Linked DNA regions of Homo sapiens: region 1 is linked to region 2. Evidence: chromatin contacts called from ENCODE Hi-C or POLR2A ChIA-PET data. All regions are on one chromosome and are shown on one strand. Each heading gives the region's core, a stretch centred on a gene start or an enhancer-like site at or near the end of the contact. The rest is flanking DNA. Distances are from core to core; before and after follow the strand shown.

What was found. A loop is a pair of places that touch in the nucleus more often than their neighbours do. ChIA-PET counts read pairs that join two places held with the same protein, here RNA polymerase II (POLR2A). Pooled maps may share reads with other maps.
Region 1: a map with no recorded cell type shows a loop between it and region 2 (13-fold over the local background). The contact joins the promoter of FUNDC2 here to the promoter of BCAP31 in region 2. A Hi-C loop is called at or near these places in 2 of 37 single-sample maps with no recorded cell type and 7 of 50 pooled maps. POLR2A ChIA-PET finds 5 or more read pairs at or near these places in 1 of 52 experiments (activated CD8-positive, alpha-beta T cell).

Annotation. Positions count from the first base shown.
Region 1 is chrX:155,025,452-155,028,151 of GRCh38, reverse strand. It overlaps FUNDC2 (FUN14 domain containing 2), which reads right to left and starts at 1,308. Exons shown (of 5, transcript NM_023934.4): 1 at 1,081-1,308. The coding sequence starts at 1,213. RefSeq lists an enhancer at 1-630 and silencers at 808-1,127, 1,398-1,487.
Region 2 is chrX:153,722,780-153,725,636 of GRCh38, reverse strand. It overlaps BCAP31 (B cell receptor associated protein 31), which reads left to right and starts at 1,250. Exons shown (of 8, transcript NM_001256447.2): 1 at 1,250-1,303; 2 at 2,349-2,484. The coding sequence starts at 2,393. ABCD1 (ATP binding cassette subfamily D member 1) reads right to left here and starts at 781. Exons shown (of 10, transcript NM_000033.4): 1 at 1-781. The coding sequence starts at 370. RefSeq lists an enhancer at 1-161 and silencers at 622-1,581, 1,792-1,971.

The DNA.
Region 1 (2,700 bases), core at 59-2,558, 1.3 Mb before region 2:
CAACAATTTCCTAGGTGCAAATACCTGATCAACCTATAAGAGCAGTCTGCTCTTATAAAAGTCTATAAGAGCAGTCTGCTCTTATAAAAGTCTATAAGAGCAGTCTGCTCTGCAGGAAAATACATAATTATCACATTGCACATTCCACCTTCCCAGAGTCATCTAAAATTTAGCGGCGTGCTGGTGAAATGCTTAACAGTCGGCTTTAGGCAAGGGCTGATTTGTAGTGTAGCCAATTTCCATTGCGTATTCATTCATCGTGAGCATGACATTACTGAATTGTGAAACTACTGAACCCAGAGATGGGAAGAGACGCACAGTAGAGCACCATAGTATAGTATCTCCTCCACAAAGATACAATAGATGTATAAATAACCTCAAAAGTAAAGTAACAATAAAACATGGTAAATAATAAAAGTGATGAGTTTTTAGTATTTTCACTGCCTTTGTTTTTAACATAATTTACGTAATTTTACGTTTATATGATTGAGTTTTCAATGATGGCTCTGTTTAGCAATGGGATCCCGTGAGTCAGTACTAAATTAAATACAACCTAAACATTCAAAATAGGGTAAGACGCATAACTTAAAGACGTGCTCCACTGCGAATTACACGGAATCTTTGACTATGCCGACTAAACAGAAGGCTATTCCTAAGTACCATCCCATATGTGCTAGTTTTTCAAAACCAACAATAAAGCAGTTGGGGAGGTGCCTTGTACACAGAATGACGCCACGAGGCATTTGAGATGAACGTCCAAAGGGACAAAGAAGCCAGACCGCTTCCGAGAACGGGGACAGAATGTCTTCGGGCTTCTGCGCCGGGGGCGGCGCCGGAAGGCTGGGTGAGCTCCACTGGAGACGACACCCCAGGGTGGTTAGGCCCCAGACACGCGCGTGACCTTGGCCGGACCCTGGGAGCGGCTGAGCCAGGGGCGATCCCCGAGCGCCCTCCCCGTCCCCGCGCCGCTTGGACTCCCCGGGGAGCTCGGTCGCGACTGGCGGGCGCGGAGCCCTTCCCCTTCCGGAGCCCAGGAAGGCGGCTCCCCGCGGCGCCGGCCGCGCGCGCGCCCGCCCTTACCTTGACTGGACGCGGCCATTTCGGTGAGCTTGTCTCGCGAGGACACACGTAGAGGATCTGCGCGGTAGGCCGCGGAGTGGCGCGCAGTTGTCGCCACCACTTGGCTTCCGGCACGTGGGGCAGATGTTTCCATTCCCACGGCGGCAGCGGAAGAGGGAGGGCCGGGCGCGCCGCGGCTGCTTGCAGTCTCCGCAAGCGGCTACATCACAGAGCTCAGCGTGCGGTGTCACAGGCCCCGCGGTCCCGCCCAACAGATGCACCGAGATGCGCGTGCGCAGAAAGCGTCCCGGGGGTGAGGCTCCCTCCCTCGCTCTCCCTCTACTCCCGCCCCACTCTCCCCCACTTTCCCCCCTCCACCCACCGCGGCCGTCGGGGCTCGCTCGCTCAGTACCTGGAGGCGAGTTCCTGACGCGACTGCGACTCAATCCTCGCCTGGTGAAGAATATTTTACCTATGACTCACTGAAAATAAAGACGGCTGAGTGACCGTGTTTGTTCATGTAAACATTGAACAAATATTTATCGGCTTCTGCGATGTGTCCTACTCTTTTAGTGGAGGAAGACACATTTTATTTATGTATTTAATTTTTCTTTTGAATTTTACATGCGAGTTATACTTAATAAAACTCACTTCAAAATATACCTTCAACAGAAAATCCAGCAACAGTTTCTATTATGTTAGTTAAAACAGCCAGTCTTTTCCTTTACTTTTAAAAATTATTCATAAATGTAATTAGTGAATGATAATAAACATTGACATCTGATCCACTGCTTTAGGAGTGACACAAATGAAGTTAACTCAGGCTATTTTCTTTATAATCATTGTGCTATTGTTTTCTTTTTCTTTTCAATTATACTGCTTAATATAGGATTTTGTGGCACCATAGGAGTTGAGTAAAAATAAAAGGAATAAAAATATACCTTATCTGGCCGGGCGCGGTGGCTCACGCCTGTAATTTCAGCAGTTTCGGAGGCCGAGGCGGGCGGATCACGCGGTCAGGAGATCGAGGCCATCCTGGCTAACATGGTGAAACCCCGTCTCTACTAAAAATACAAAAAATTAGCCGGGCATGGTGGCGGCCGCCTGTAGTCCCAGCTACTCGGGAGGCTGAGGCAGGAGAATGGCGTGAACCCGGGAGGCGGAGCTTGCAGTGAGCCGAGATCGCGACACTGCACTCCAGCCTGGGCGACAGAGTGAGACTGCGTCTCCAAAAAAAAAAGAAAAAATACGTTATCTATGAAGATTTCCAATTTGATTTCTATTTATCACAAATGGCCACAGTACTCCTTTGTACTTTACCACATACCATATTGTATTCAGTAATTATTTGTGAATATGTAATTGATAATATTGTAGGTTTTAGAGAATCCTTGAAAACATGAAAATTTGGTAATGGGGTCTATTTTGATTATTTATTTATTTATTTATTTATTTTATTTTTGAGACAGAGTCTCGCTCTTGTTGCCCAGGCTGGAGTGCAGTGGCGCGATCTCGGCTCACTGCAAGCTCCACCTCCCGGGTTCAAGCGATTCTCCTGCCTCAGCCTCCCAAGTAGCTGGGACTACAGGCACGTGCCACCATGCCCGGCTAATTTTTTGTATTTTTAGTAGAGGAGGAGTT
Region 2 (2,857 bases), core at 1-2,500:
GGACGATGCAGCGGGCCAGCCTTCCGTCCAGGCGGGCCACATACACCGACAGGAAGGTGCGGCTCACCAAGGCGGCCGAGTGCAGGGCCAGCAGCCCCGTCTCCCGGCACAGGACCCGGGGGAACAGCAGCCGCAGGAGCCACAGGAGCCGCTGCAGGAATACCCGGTTCATGCCAGCTTTGGCCGCCGCGACCCCGGAGGCCTCCTGCGTGGGCTCCCCGGCGGGCGCCTGAAGACCCCTGGCCGGGGCCAGGCACTGGCGCACCAAGGGGTAGACTTTGTGGGCTCCATAGGCCGCGAGGGCCAGGAGCACGGCCGTGCGCTTCAGCGTGTTCCCCCGCCAGGGCCGGGGCCTGGAGAGCACCGGCATGTCACCTGGGCTGGCTGCCGCGTAGGGACTGGGGCTGGTGCCTGGGGCAGCAGTTGAGGCAGGTGGCTGGAAGGATTGTTGCTCTGACCCTGGGCCTGTTGTCTAGGCAACTGGAAACCTTGCGATGGCCCCTGAGACTGTCGCTTTAGGCCCCCGGGGTGGTGCTGGGGCCCCTGGTGCGGTGGGCTCAGGGCCCTCCAGGGTCGCGGCCTCTTCGGGCAGCCCAAGTGGAGGAACTTGGCTCTCCTGTCCTGTCAGTGCCCTGGCCCCTGAGGTCAGGGCCTTGAGAGGTCTCGGGCAGAGGGGGCGTCTCTTCCTCTCCACCTTCTCCTCCTCCTCCTCCCCCGGTGGCGCCCCTCCCCGGGGCACCAGGCGCGTCCGTCCGCTCCGCAGCCTGGCTGAAGCGACAGTGACTCCTCCACCGGCCCAGAATCCCCACCCACTCTTCCCCAGGGGCGAGTCGGGGGAAGGGGAGGAGGCGGAGGAGGGGCGAGGGGCGGAGTCCGGGCGCGGGAGCCCCACCCTGTTCTCGCCCCTCGGCGGGGCCCGCCCACACCCCCACCTCCCGTTCTCGCCCCTCGGCGGGGCCCCTCCCGCACCACAGAGACGTGGGACGGCCGCGCGGACTAGAGAAGCGGCCCTCGCCGGCCCGACAAAGCCCCGCCCCGCCCCGCCCGCGTGCTCGCTCCACCCCGCCCTGCTCGCCCGGAGCCCGAGGCGCCTCTTCCTCTCCCGCTCGGAGCGCCGGCCCTCCGCTCCGGGGCGGGGTGGGAAGCGGAGGTGGGCGGAGCCTCCGGGGCCTCGCGAGGGCTGGTGGGCGGTGCCCGGCGGGCGCTTCCGGTTTCCGGCCGCGGTATGAGGGGCGGGGCCGGGGCTGCTGTGGGAGAGTTCTGTTGCTGCGGCGGGGCCTGCACGTTGACTGTGGGAAACTCGGTGAGCGGGCTCCGCGCGCCGGGCTGGGCTCCGGGACCGCGGAGGCTCCCCGGCCCATCGACGAGGGAGAGAGGCGAGCGGCGCGGGGAGGCCCGGGGGCCGGGGAATCTCGGGGCCCGCAGCCTACCTGCGTGTGAGAGGCAGGGGCGAGGGGAAACCGGGCGGCGCCTCTAGAAGCTGGTCTCGGGGGCGGGGCGGGGGGCGGTGAAGCCCCACCTGGAGGAGCGGCCGGGATGGGCCTCCGGGACGGTGTGCCAGGCCGGGGCCAAGTCGGAGGCCCCTCGCTCTGGGTGGGCGCTGGGGCCCGCGAGGGCTACTGTAAGGACCCCTGGCTTCTGAGGATACTGCGTCTAGAACTTTCTCCGTATGGGGCCTTGAGGTGCTTGGTCGAGACCTGCCTTTGCGCTTGGTCCCGAATCCTGCCCTCTAGGAGTCGCTCTTGCGGGCCTCCAGCCCACCGGAGGCGAAGCGGCCCCGGGCGGAAGGCCGCTGGATCCTCGAGGGAGGTGCCGGTTTCTCTCCGCGGGCGCCGTGGGGACGGTGGGAGGCGGGGGCGTCGGCAGCGCTTGGACTAGGTGCGGCCTTGGGCCTGCCTGGTAGCGGGGATTTGGGCCCGCAGAGCGCCCGCCTCTGCGGCTGAGTTCTGCCTGGCGGGGAAGGGAGCGCCCGATGGGTGCCGAGGCGTCCTCCTCTTGGTGCCCTGGCACTGCTCTTCCCGAAGAACGCCTTTCAGTTAAACGGGCGTCGGAAATCTCGGGCTTCCTGGGGCAGGGATCGTCGGGAGAGGCCGCTCTGGACGTGTTGACACACGTGCTGGAGGGGGCAGGTAATTGACCAGCGAACGGAAGTTTGTGGGGCCTGTGAACGCTGCTGGCCAAGAGGCCCTGCCGAGTGGAGCCCTGCTTCCGCCAGCGCATCAGAGACTTTGAAGCAAAGTGCAGGGGGTCAGGGTGGAGAGTGGCGGCCCCAGCCTCGCAGGGTAACTGAACTGGATGTTCTTGGCTGCCCAGCGCTTACAAGTCCCGTACCTTTTGTGCCCTGCCAGGAAACAAGCTCACATCTTCCTGTGGGAAACCTTCTAGCAACAGGATGAGTCTGCAGTGGACTGCAGTTGCCACCTTCCTCTATGCGGAGGTCTTTGTTGTGTTGCTTCTCTGCATTCCCTTCATTTCTCCTAAAAGGTATGGCCTATGGAGCAAGCAGGCGAGTTAGGCAGGAGGGTGCCTGTGCCCTAGCCCTGGGACTGGTGTGTGCAGCTGGTGGACCCTGGAATTGGGACCCGATGGAACAGGTAGAACCTGTCTGGGGTGGGGGTGGCAGGGGTTGTGTTTGTTATTGCCAACCCTTCCCAGGGTTCTGCTTCGTCATGACTTGCTCAGTTCCTTTTCCTGTGTCCCCTGCCTTCTGGTCTTCAGAATGCCCCCGAGAGGCAGGAAGATCTATGTTACAGTTCTGGAAATGATGCCCTCCCACCCACTCTTGGTCCACGGGGTGCTGGGATGGTAGCGTGGGATTCGGAAGACTTGCACCACTGGGTCACGTTGTTGCTGATTT